Linked DNA regions of Homo sapiens: region 1 is linked to region 2. A link is a contact called in ENCODE Hi-C or POLR2A ChIA-PET data. All regions are on one chromosome and are shown on one strand. Each heading gives the region's core, a stretch centred on a gene start or an enhancer-like site at or near the end of the contact. The rest is flanking DNA. Distances are from core to core; before and after follow the strand shown. Region 1 holds the start of INCA1 (inhibitor of CDK, cyclin A1 interacting protein 1). Region 2 holds the start of SCIMP (SLP adaptor and CSK interacting membrane protein).

The links. Hi-C counts contacts between places; a loop is a spot of excess contacts on that map. ChIA-PET counts read pairs that join two places held with the same protein, here RNA polymerase II (POLR2A). Pooled maps may share reads with other maps.
Region 1: a loop to region 2 is called in a pooled map, with 12 times the contacts of the local background. The contact joins the promoter of INCA1 here to the promoter of SCIMP in region 2. A Hi-C loop is called at or near these places in 5 of 37 single-sample maps with no recorded cell type and 8 of 50 pooled maps. POLR2A ChIA-PET finds 5 or more read pairs at or near these places in 1 of 52 experiments (GM12878).

What each region holds. Positions count from the first base shown.
Region 1 is chr17:4,996,272-5,000,393 of GRCh38, reverse strand. It overlaps INCA1 (inhibitor of CDK, cyclin A1 interacting protein 1), which reads left to right and starts at 2,872. Exons shown (of 7, transcript NM_001394789.1): 1 at 2,872-2,898. It overlaps KIF1C (kinesin family member 1C), which reads right to left and starts at 2,444. Exons shown (of 23, transcript NM_006612.6): 1 at 2,238-2,444; 2 at 424-544; 3 at 42-174. The coding sequence starts at 147. RefSeq lists enhancers at 1-127, 128-739 and silencers at 1,982-2,081, 2,132-3,001, 3,042-3,131.
Region 2 is chr17:5,233,495-5,240,406 of GRCh38, reverse strand. SCIMP (SLP adaptor and CSK interacting membrane protein) reads left to right here and starts at 5,547. Exons shown (of 5, transcript NM_207103.3): 1 at 5,547-5,672. The coding sequence starts at 5,652. It overlaps ZNF594-DT (ZNF594 divergent transcript), which reads right to left. Exons shown (of 6, transcript NR_152840.1): 6 at 4,404-5,293. RefSeq lists enhancers at 2,861-3,160, 5,106-5,305.

The DNA of each region.
Region 1 (4,122 bases), core at 1,623-4,122, 240 kb after region 2:
TTCCCTGCCTGTGCCCAGCCAGGCCCCGGGGACTCACTCACAGGTGGTGTTGCCCTGCATGCTGACCACACACTTGGCATCCTGGCTGGTCTCACGGGCGTTAAAGGGCCGAACCCTCACTGCCACTTTCACCGAGGCACCAGCCATAGCTCCAGACACTCCTGCCCTCCTCAGCTGGAGGACAGAGAAAGGAGTGGTGGGGTCAGAACCACTGCAGGGACCCAGACATTGCCTCCCAGCTTCTTCCCGGAACCAGTCTCTTCACATCTCCCCCAGAGCCACCCAGCCTCTCAAGGACCCAGCTCTTATTCCCTTGGCTTTCCTCCCAAATGTCACTGTCTTGAGAGACTCCCAAAGGTATTTCTGCCTCTCTCCCCAGCCATATTCCAGCTTGCAGGAACCTGGGCGGTCTCCCCCAGTTACCTGGCGTCCTGGCCCCAGACCAGGGGGGCTGTATCAGTTCTGGCTGCCACCGGCCCTCGTAGGGGGAGCCCCATCCTACTCCTGGGGCCTGGCCACACCAGCTGGGGCTCTGGGAGATACCCTGATTGCGGGGGAAGAGTTGTTAGAAGGCACCTGTGGTTCCAGAGACCCGTCTGGGGTTCCCAGGTTGGAGGGCCAAGGTTACGGGGGGAATAGCAGGAAAAGTACGGACAGCTGCCCCTCTAGAGTGGCTGAATGCAATGTGAATCCAAGGGCAGGGACGGTGATATTTTTATTCCTTGTCACTCGCAAATGTACTGAACGTTCAGATAGAGGACAGAGAGAGAAAGAGGCTGGACAGAGGGCAATTCAGAGAGAGGGGCACATGGGCAGAGACGTGAGGGGGGTGGGAAGAGAGAGAGGAGGGGCAGAGAGTCACAGACACCAAGAAAATTAGAGAAATAAGACAAAAGGCAAGCCTGAGGTCATGCTATGAAGGAAAGAATGGGAGAGGAAAGGAGGAAGAGACACAGCACAGCAAACACACGGTGTTAAAGAGACAGGGTGGGGAACTCCGGCGCCAAAGCACAAACTGGGAGCCCAGAAGAGAGACCAGAGAGGAAACTGCAAATGCAAAACCTGTCCTCAAATTCCCCCACAGTGTCGGCAAGGGAGAATCTAGTTTCCACCTGAGGCCCACAACCTCCATGCACCAGGCCAGTAGTGCAGATGGGCAAAGTCCAAGGACTGTAGGTAGGGCCCAGGACTGGGATCCACAGGGCCAGCTGTGTGGGCTCTAAGCCCCTTGCCCAGCCCCCAGCACTTCCTCCTCAGGATCCGGGACAATGAGCAGGGGAGGGTGGGGTCATCCTGTAGCCATCAGACCAACCCTCAGGGCTCCACCCTTGGGGCGCCCAGAAATACCTGTGTTTGAGGGTAGAGGGTCCCTGGGGCCTCCCTAAAAGGGAGAAAGAAAAGGAAGCCGGCTGGCTGGTGCCAGCCCCAACCTGGGGCTAGTGCTATGGCGTCCACTGCCCTGGGGAAGGTGCCAGGCTGGAGCCCAGGAATGTGGGTGATCGGGTGCCCACACCCTGGGAGGAGAGGCTGAGCAGCCCACGCCCACGGACAACAGGGAGGAGGACCACGAAGGATAAGGGATGCGGAGCCCCCTCCTGTGGCCCCAGTGGACCCCAAACTCCTGTCACGCTGGGCCTCCCCTCACCAGTCTTCCTGGGCAGAGCATGGGAGGGTGAGGGGCTGGTCTGTCCCAGGACAGGAAGGGAGTAGCTGGAATCACAGAAGCTGGCTCAGGAAGAACAGCCCTGACCCCCTAGACCCTGACCAGGGGAGGGAAGGACACTGGTGGGGACAAGCGATGGTGACGCCGTTGCTGCAGCTAATGGGACAGGGATGGGGTGGCACGGCTGGGGGCCAGCGGGGTAAGGGAATAGAGGTAGGGACAGGGGTCGGCCGGTGCAGCTGTGAAGGAGCCGTGGGGTACAAGGAGGATACTGGGCGGCTGGGGTGGGGCCGACCGGCCCGAAAGGGGGTCTTGGGCCACCTGCACCTTGCCCACCCGGCGGTTCTCACACAGGTCCCCGCCCGGCCTCTCAGGGCGGCCATGCGGACCCGTCCTCCTGTCCAGCCAGCCGGCGGCCGCCCGGGCCTGGCACCTCTCTGCGCCTCCGCGGAACAAACAGCACATGATCCCGACTCTTGAGCCTAGATCGCGCCGCCGGACCCCGGCTCCCCGCCCCCCAACCCGGCACATTCCTCCGCGGGCGTCCCTTCCCTCCCCCTTCCCCAGCCCTCACCTCGGCGCGGCGGGGCTCCCGGAGCAGCTCGGCGGAGAGGGACAAGCTTTCCGGGAAGCGTGAGGCGGAAGCGGGAAGGATCTGGGGCCGGTTCGGAGCTGCCCCCGCCCCTCGCCGGGTGCCCGGGCGGCGGGCGGCGGACTCGCGCCCCGGGGGCGGCAGCAGTAGCGGCGCCAGCGGCCGGCGCCCGCCCGGGCAGCGCGAGCTGGGGCGGGAGCGAGGGGCGGGGGACGCGCGAGCGCGCGCGGAGGGGCGGGTACGCGCGGTCCCGGGAAGGAGCCGGGAGCGACCCGGGCTACTCTTGTTAAAGGGGCAACGCTCCTGGCCTGTGGGGCCCAGCGAGCGGGAACGTGGGGACCGAGCTGCGGACGCAGAAGGGCGAGCAGACGCCGCAACCCAGGAGGGTTGCAGACGCCTGAAGAACAGGGAAACGTCGGGGGCTGACCCGCGGGGGCACCCAGGCCCCGGCCCAGTTCCCGTCGCCGCCGTTGGAGGCGCGTCCAGGGGGCGGAGCCTCCTGCCGAGGCCCGCCCAGAAGGTGGCTCCGCTCAGGCCCCGCCCTCAGACGAGCACCGCCCGCCGGCTCCTCCCGCGGCTCGAATCGCCGTCTCTCTCCTCCCCGCCCCGCCGAGTTCTAGAATTCGCCGCGCAGCTGCTTCAGGTGCTGGGGCCAAATGCGGCCGGCCGTGGCGCGGCTACTCGGGCGCTCTGTCCCCGCCTGGCCCTCAAGTTCGGCCGCCCTGGACGCCGCCTGAGGCCCAAACAACCCCTTCAGGCCCGGGTGCCGCCTAAGGCCGGAGCTGCCCTCTCAGACCCGGGGCGTCCCTCAGGCCCCAGCCTGCCCTTCAGCCTGGGCCCACCACCTCAGGGCCCCTCTCGAGGGAAGCAGCCCCCAGTCGTGCCCTCGGGCGGGGCTGCCCGGAAGGTCCGGCCACGCCCGGTCCACCTGTCGAGGGTCCCCGTCGCCCTTTCAGGCGCAGGCCGCGCCCTCCGGCCCGGCGCTTCCCTCCAGCGGGGCTCCAGGCAGCCCCTCAGCCCCAGCCGGACCCTCGGGTCCTCATCCACCCTCGCAGGCGCAGGCCGTGGCTACCCCGAAGTCAACTGTGGAGGATCCTTCCTGGCTTCCTTCAGCTCCATCCTGCCCTTGGATCTAGGTCACCCGCTTGGACCCAACTATCTGAGGCCCGAATGCCCCGCAGCTCCCGCTGCTCCCTCGCGTTCTGCTGACCCCCCTCCGAGTCAGGACATCCCCTTTAGACCCCACTTTAGGCCCTTTCAGCCCAACTCCAACTAGCCCCATCTGCCGCTTCCGCACGGTATACTTCTCTCCGCTTTTGACCTCACCTGCTTTCCCAGCCCATCCCTAGTTCCCTTGGATAAATACTAGTTCACCTCTACAGTTCCAGCTGGCTGCTTCTGTCCTTCGGGAGCCTATGTGCACTCTCTCCTAACTTATCTAGTATTCTTTTTTTTTTTTTTTTTTTTTTTTTGAGACGGAGTCTTGCTCTGTTGCCCAGGCTGACCTCGGCTCACGGCAACCTCCGCCTCCTGGGTTCAAGCGATTCTCCTGCCTCAGCCTCCCGAATAGCTGGGATTACAGATGCCTGCCACCACACCCGGCTAATTTTTGTATTTTTAGTAGAGACTGGGTTTCGCTGTGTTGGCCAGGCTGGTCTCGAACTCCTGACCTCAAGTGATCCGCCCACCTCAGCCTCCCAAAGTGCTGGGATTACAGTCTTGAGCCACCGCGCCTGGCTTTTTTTTTTTTCTTCTTAGAAACAGGGTCTCACTCTGACGCCTAGGCTGGAGTGCAGTGCAGTGGTGCGATCTTACCTCACTGCAGCCTTGACCTCCCGGGCTCAGATGACACTCCCACCTCAGCCTT
Region 2 (6,912 bases), core at 4,298-6,797:
GGGGAAGGGCAGGAACATATCACAGTGGTGGATGGATTAGTTGGGGGAAGGGCAGGAACATATCACAAGGTGGATGGATTAGTTAGGGTAGGGCAGGAACATATCACAGTGGTGGATGGATTAGTTGGGGAAGGGCAGGAACAATCACAAGGTGGATGGATTAGTTGGGGAAGGGCAGGAACATATCACAAGGTGGATGGATTAGTTGGGGAAGGGCAGGAACATGTCACAATGGTGGATGGATTAGTTGGGGAAGGGCAGGAACATGTCACAATGGTGGATGGATTAGTTGGGGAAGGGCAGGAACATATCACAAGGTGGATGGATTAGTTGGGGAAGGGCAGGAACATATCACAAGGTGGATGGATTAGTTGGGGAAGGGCAGGAACATATCACAAGGTGGACTGTTGCAAGGTCGGTTAATCATTAAGGCAGGAACTAGCTGTTCCGTCTTCTTTAGTGGTTCTCCTGTTGCTCCAGGCTTTGTGACTCCAGGAGGCCTGTAACGTGTGGGTCACAGGGGTCACAATGGCTCGACCATGGGGTAGCCCATTCAGGGGACCTTCCACTGGCCAGGTTGGTCTTGAACTCGTGACCTCATGATCCACCCGCCTCGGCCTCCCAAAGTGCTGGAATTACAGGCGTGAGCCACCGCGTCCCGCCCAAAGCTGCATAATTTTTTATCCTCAAAAGTTAAGCAGCTTTCCTTCCCCTACAGTCAGTGTTATAAGTGAGTCACTAACGTCAGCCCACTTTTGAGTAGAGGGGACATAGATTCCCACAGCTCAATGGGAGGAGTGTCAAAAAAATGTATGAGCATATTTTAAAACCATTGCAAAGTATGTCATGGGGAGAGTGTCCAGAGGAGAGATGACTGAGTTGGGTTAAATTGCCAGGCCAGGCACAGTGGCTCATGTCTGTAATCCCAGCATTTCGGGAGGCCGAGGCGGTAAAATCTCTTGAGGCCAGGAGTTTGAGACCAGCTTGGGAAACATAGCGAGACCCCCATCTCTACAAAAAATTTAAAAATTAGCCAGGTGTGGTGGTGCATGCCTATGGTCCCAGCTACTTGGGAGGCTTAGGTGAGAGGATCGCTTGAGCCCAGGAGTTCGAGGCTGCGTTGGGCCACGACTGCACCACTGCACTCCAGCCTGAGTGACAGGGTGAGACCGTCTCAAAAATAAATGAATAAATAAATAAATTGCCAGGCCACAGAAAATGCTTAAGTATTACAACTGGTAAATCATAAGAGTTATGGTTGATGTGGCTCCCAGTCAGTTGAGTGGTAATGGGGCTGGTGGACTCATGTTTGGGAACGAAGAAGAGAGAAGGTTCAAGAGTGAGAACTGAAATCACTGCTGTCTCTCCATCCCTGTCCCAGGGGAAAATCCATTGCCCAGCCATTACCAGCTCCTTGAGACTGCCTGCATTTCTTGGCTCGAGACCCCTTCTTCGGATCTCCCCAGTCTCTTGCCTCTGCCAGCACATCCCCTGCCACTGACCCTGACTCTCCTGTATCCCTCTCAGAAGGATCTTGTGATTACATGGGGTCCATGTCGATAATCCTGCATGACTTCCCCACTTCAAAATCCTTAGTCATATCTGCAAAATCCCTTTCACCATCTAAAATAACATACTCATGGGTTCTGGGGTTTAGGGGCCCAATGCTCCTAGTACCTTTCATGGGAATCTTTACCTCCAGAAATGGGGAGAAGTGGGCAGGGACTCCCTTCATACACAAGACACGGCTGCCTCCTGCCACAACCCCAAATACTTATACACTTGCCTTTTTACATCTGAGCTGGAACGACCCCACCTCAATGTCATGGGGCCAGGGTGGGAGACAGAGGAGCTACAACATCTGCTTGGCTATTGTTAGGGACAAACAAAGCAGCCACGGTTGCTTAGTGATGACTTCTGGTTCCACCTGAGTGCTTTGGCCACCCATATTGCTCTCAGAGCTCTTTAAAGATGAGTTATTGTGCCCGGAGTGGTGGCTGATGCCTGTAATCCCAGGACTTTGGGAGGCTGAAGTGGACAGATCACCTGATGTTAGGAGTTCAAGACCAGCCACCTAACCAACATGGAGAAACCCCATCTCTACTAAAAGTACGAAATTAGCAGGGCATGGTGGCGCATGCCTGTAATCCCAGCTACTCTGGAGGCTGAGGCAGGAGAATTGCTTGAACCCAGGAGGTGGAGGTTGCAGTGAGCCAAGATCGCGCCATTGCACTCCAGTCTGGGCAATAAGGGCGAAACTCTGTCTCAAAAACAAAAACAAAAACAAACAAAAACCCCCACCTTTTTAAAAACTGCAATAAAATCTATTAATGTTCTAATTATATGTTGTATCTTATGATTTCTCTTTCTTCAGTTTTTTTCTCATGATGGGGATTAATTGACACTTGTGAGTGGCACAAAGAATAACACCTCATTTTACACATGACTTAGATGACTGAGTGAGAAGAAACAAAACGGCAGAAGCTGGGTGCCACCCGGATGTTGACAAAAAGGTTGAGTCATGAGATGAAGGGTGGACTGGAATCCCTTCTGAGTGTCCTCTAGCCTGATGGTCTCTGTAGCTTTAAGAGGTGAACATCTTGTGTGTCCAGCCATCCCTACGGGGAGGTCAGAGGGACCAGAATCCTGAGGAGAAAGCACCACAGGTGACCACTAGAGGGTGCCCTTCATTCTCCTTGACACCCTCTGGTCCAGCCGCTAATCTAGGGCCCTCAGGGACCTCTTTAGTTGCCCAGACCAGCAGGTGGCATTTCAGATGTGCAGAAAGAACACAACCGCCCCAACTTCCTGCCCTCCTCTTGTGGTGGAAAGACAAATGGTGGAGTCGGGGAAGAATGTAGATAGCAAGGAAGTGGGTAGATCCAGATGCCGTGGTGTGTGTCCCTAAACTTTGCTCTCAAGCCTCTGACTGCCCAACACATTCACTCTTGATCAGCCATGCAACCATCTCTTTCTCTCCAAATACTATGGCTGCTTTGTGTCTGTCCACATTCTGTCCATTTGGTGAGCTCCTACACATCCTTCAAGGCCCAGTTCAAATGCTACCACTCAGACCCTTTCTTCTCTCCCACTTTTGTGCTTCCACAGCACTAGCATTCATCACTTTGCATAGTAATAACTTATGTGCCTTCTGTCCTGTAGAACATGTGCCATGTGCTCTACCCATGAATGACTTGCCCAGTTCTGAGTCTCTACTTGTTGAGCACAGGGTCTGGCACAAATTGAAGGTCATTGTATTTAGCCTGCATCATATTATGGCTTCAACTTCCTCCTACACTTTGCGGGACTTTCTTGAAGGCAGATGGCAAAATCCCTGGAGCACTTTCATATTTGTCAATTGAATTCTTTCATTTTACAACAAGGAAACTGAGGCTCAGAGAAGGGAAGGATTCACAAAGAAAGTTTTGTCAAACCGGGCCTGGAATTCTGATCACCTGACACCTCAGGCTTGAACTTGCTGTGCAAAAGGCATTGTTAGAAATAGTAGGGCTACAGAGTTTACTATATCACAGCTGAACTGAGGTCCTTAAAGGTTAGCAAAATAATTTATTGAGTAATTTATTGAATGAATGAATGAAACACAAACCAAGAAGTCACAGCTTTGTTAGCCTAGGATGAGCTCTATCCACAGAAGCATTTATTCACCCCTCAGAAGAGAATTTTTTTTTTTTTTTTTTTTGAGACGGAGTGTTGCTCTGTCACCCCGGCTGGAGTGCAGTGGCTCGATCTCGGCTCACTGCAACCTCCGCCTCCCAGGTTCAAGCGATTCTTCTGCCTCAGCCTCCCAAGTAGCTGGGACTACAGGCACCTGCCACCATGCCTGGCTAATTTTTGTATTTTTAGTAGAGACGGGATTTCACCATGTTGGCCAGGCTGGTCTCAAACGCCTGACCTCATGATCCGCCTGCCTTGGCCTCCCAAAGTGCTGGGATTTCAGGCGTGAGCCACTGTGCCCGGCCTAGAAGAAAATTTTAAATTGGCTTTTAGGAAGGTTTTTTAGCAGCTAAACTTTGGATGAGCCTAAGAAGAAAGAGTTCAGGCCTTGGCCAGGTGCAGTGGCTCAACTCTGTAATCCCAGCACTTTGGGAGGCCGAGGCAGGTGGATCACTTGAGGTCAGGAGTTCGAGACCAGCCTGGCCAACATGGTGAAACCCTGTCTCTACTAAAAATACAAAGATTAGCCGGATGCGGTGGCACACACCTGTAGTCCCAGCTACTTGGGAGGCTGAGGCAGGAGAATTGCTTGAACCTGGGAGTCGGAGGTTGCAGTGTGCTGAGATTGAGCCACTGCACTCCAGCCTGGCGACAGAGTGAGACTGCATCTCAAAAAAAAAAAAAAAAAAGAAAGAAAGAAAGAAAAAGAAAAAAGAAATTAGTAAACACTGCAAATCAGGAATCTTCTGAGCCAGATGTTTTGTTTTGTTTGTTTGAGATAGAGTCTTGCTCTGTTGCCCAGGCTGGAGCGCAATGGTGTGATCTTGGCTCACTGCAACCTCCACCTCGCGGGTCCAAGCAATTCTCCCGCCTCAGCCTCCTGAGTAGCTGGGACTACCGGTTCACACCAAAATGCCCAGCTAATTTTTGTATTTTTAGTAGAGATGGGGTTTCACCATGTTGGCCAGGCTGGTCTCGAACTACTGACTTCAGGTGATCCACCCGCCTTGGCCTCCCAAAGTGCTGGGATTACAGGTGTGAGCCACCGCACCCAGCCAGAGCCCGGTGTTTGTTAAATTTACCAGACATATATCAGACATTATCAGATATTTATCAGACATATCTGGTTATCATTATTACTGAAATGGATAACAACTCATTCGCTCTGGGCAAATACAATGCACATCCGTTTGCCTATTTTTACTAATGTGACTGCTCATTTGAGTCAGAACCAGCCAATTCAACAAAATGGCTAATTGGTTTCCCCACTCCAACCCCCATGGTCAGAGGCCGTGGGCCTCGCTGGGAGTTCTGTCTCACAGTATTGCACGAGGGGACCCAACTCAGTCAAAATGCTCCACTGGCCACATTTCTCAAGGTCGCCACTCACACGCCTTTAGAAACAGGAAGCCTGTCCCTTGCCTCCTCCAAGCAGAAGATGTCTCAGCAGTTCCAAGGTGCACAGGAGCTTTCAAGAGTCACCTTCATGGTGAGATGGTGAGTTTGTCACACATGAGCTGGTTTCTTACCTGGATCTGTCTCTGCATGGGAGCTGGCGTCCTGTCGCTCTTCTTGAGACTGAGGTTGCCACATCCAGGAATGCTCACGGCAAACTCGTCTGTGGGGACACCAAACCCACCCCCACTGCCAAGTCTCCACCCTGGCCCCTGGCCCCTGCCAGGACCCCCTACCACACCATGAGGGTCCTCTGGTAGGCCTTGCGGGAGCGACACGGGGCAGTGAGAAGATTCTGGCTTCTGGACAGCCGTGGGTCATGAGCTTCCCTGGAAAAGGGATGGTTGCCTAGAGATGACGCCAGGGTCTCTGCCCCGTGGGCTGACTAGAAAGGGGAAGTGGTCAGGATGGGGCTCACTGTCTCTAGCAGTGGGTGAAGGCCTGTGAGTGAGGAATGCCTCTCACCAGCTGTGCCTGAGCTGCAGCACTCCAGCCACTGCTGTCTCCTTAGCTGCTCACATATGGATACTTTCACAGTTCAGGTAAGCATCTCAGCTTTCCAAGGGACAGTTTCCTGCTCTCTTCACAGCAGACATCTGCCAGCGCTGGCATCAGGGCGTGTCCCTGGGAGCCACCGATCAGCACTGGGCCAGGGGATTGCAGCCTGGGGCCCTGGTACGACTGCTGTGTAGGGTTGGAGAAAAACTTGCATTGAAGGATCTGCTCTACTGGTAACTGGCTGAGTGACCTGAGGCATCACTTCACCTCTCTGGGCCTTTTCCTCATGTGTATGTCAGGGGCGATGAAGAAGTCTACCTCTTGGATTGAAATGAGATAATGACCGGGAGTGAGAGGTCTCAACTGTAACGAGTTACTCTCACTTTCTGGATGCCGATGGTGTGTTTTGGGACTTGTTATGTGAGAAGACTGTCATGGTGCTATGCTGGAGGTGGGGGTGGGAGCGAGGCACTGACTGTGTCAATTTATTTATTTTTATTTTATTTTGAGATGGAGTTTCGCTCTTGTCGCCCAGGCTGGAGTGCAGTGACGTGATCTCGGCTCACTGCAACCACCGCCTCCCGGGTTCAAGCGATTCTCCTGCCTCAGCCTCCTGAGTAGCTGGGATTACAGGCACCCGCCACCACACCTGGCTAATTTCTGTATTTTTAGTAGAGACGGAGTTTCACCATGTTGGCCAGGCTGCTCTCGAACTCCTGACCTCAGGTGATCCGCCCGCCTCGGCCTCCCAAAGTGCTGGGATTACCGTAGCATGAATTTAGGCTACGTCTTGGGGCTCTTGGATGAAAGACCTGGATCACCTCCAGTCTTGGTACCTTTGTCATTGCATCTCTGGCTTTCAGTAGTTCATTAGGCACCTTCCCTTCCAGAGGCCTCGAGATCAAAGTGTGTTGGGCTGGCGTGAGTTCTCGGTGTAGCCATCTGCTTTTGCCCTCTGGAAAATTATTTTGAGAAGAGATCTGGGTTTGGCTTTGCCATATCCACTCCCACTGCCTGGTGTGTCCACTTGTCCCTGAGGTCTTGGCCATGAAGCAATGTGGAGCACAGGCTTCACTCTGCTTCAGTGGTAAATAACTACTGAGAGGCAGGCGGGGCATGGTGGCTCACGCCTCTAATCCCAGCACTTTGGGAGGCCAAGGTGGGCAGATCACAAGGTCAAGAGATCAAGACCAGCCTGGCCAACATGGTGAAACCCTGTCTCTACTACAAATACAAAAATTAGCTGGGCATGGTGGTGGGCGCCTATAGCCCCAGCTACTCGGG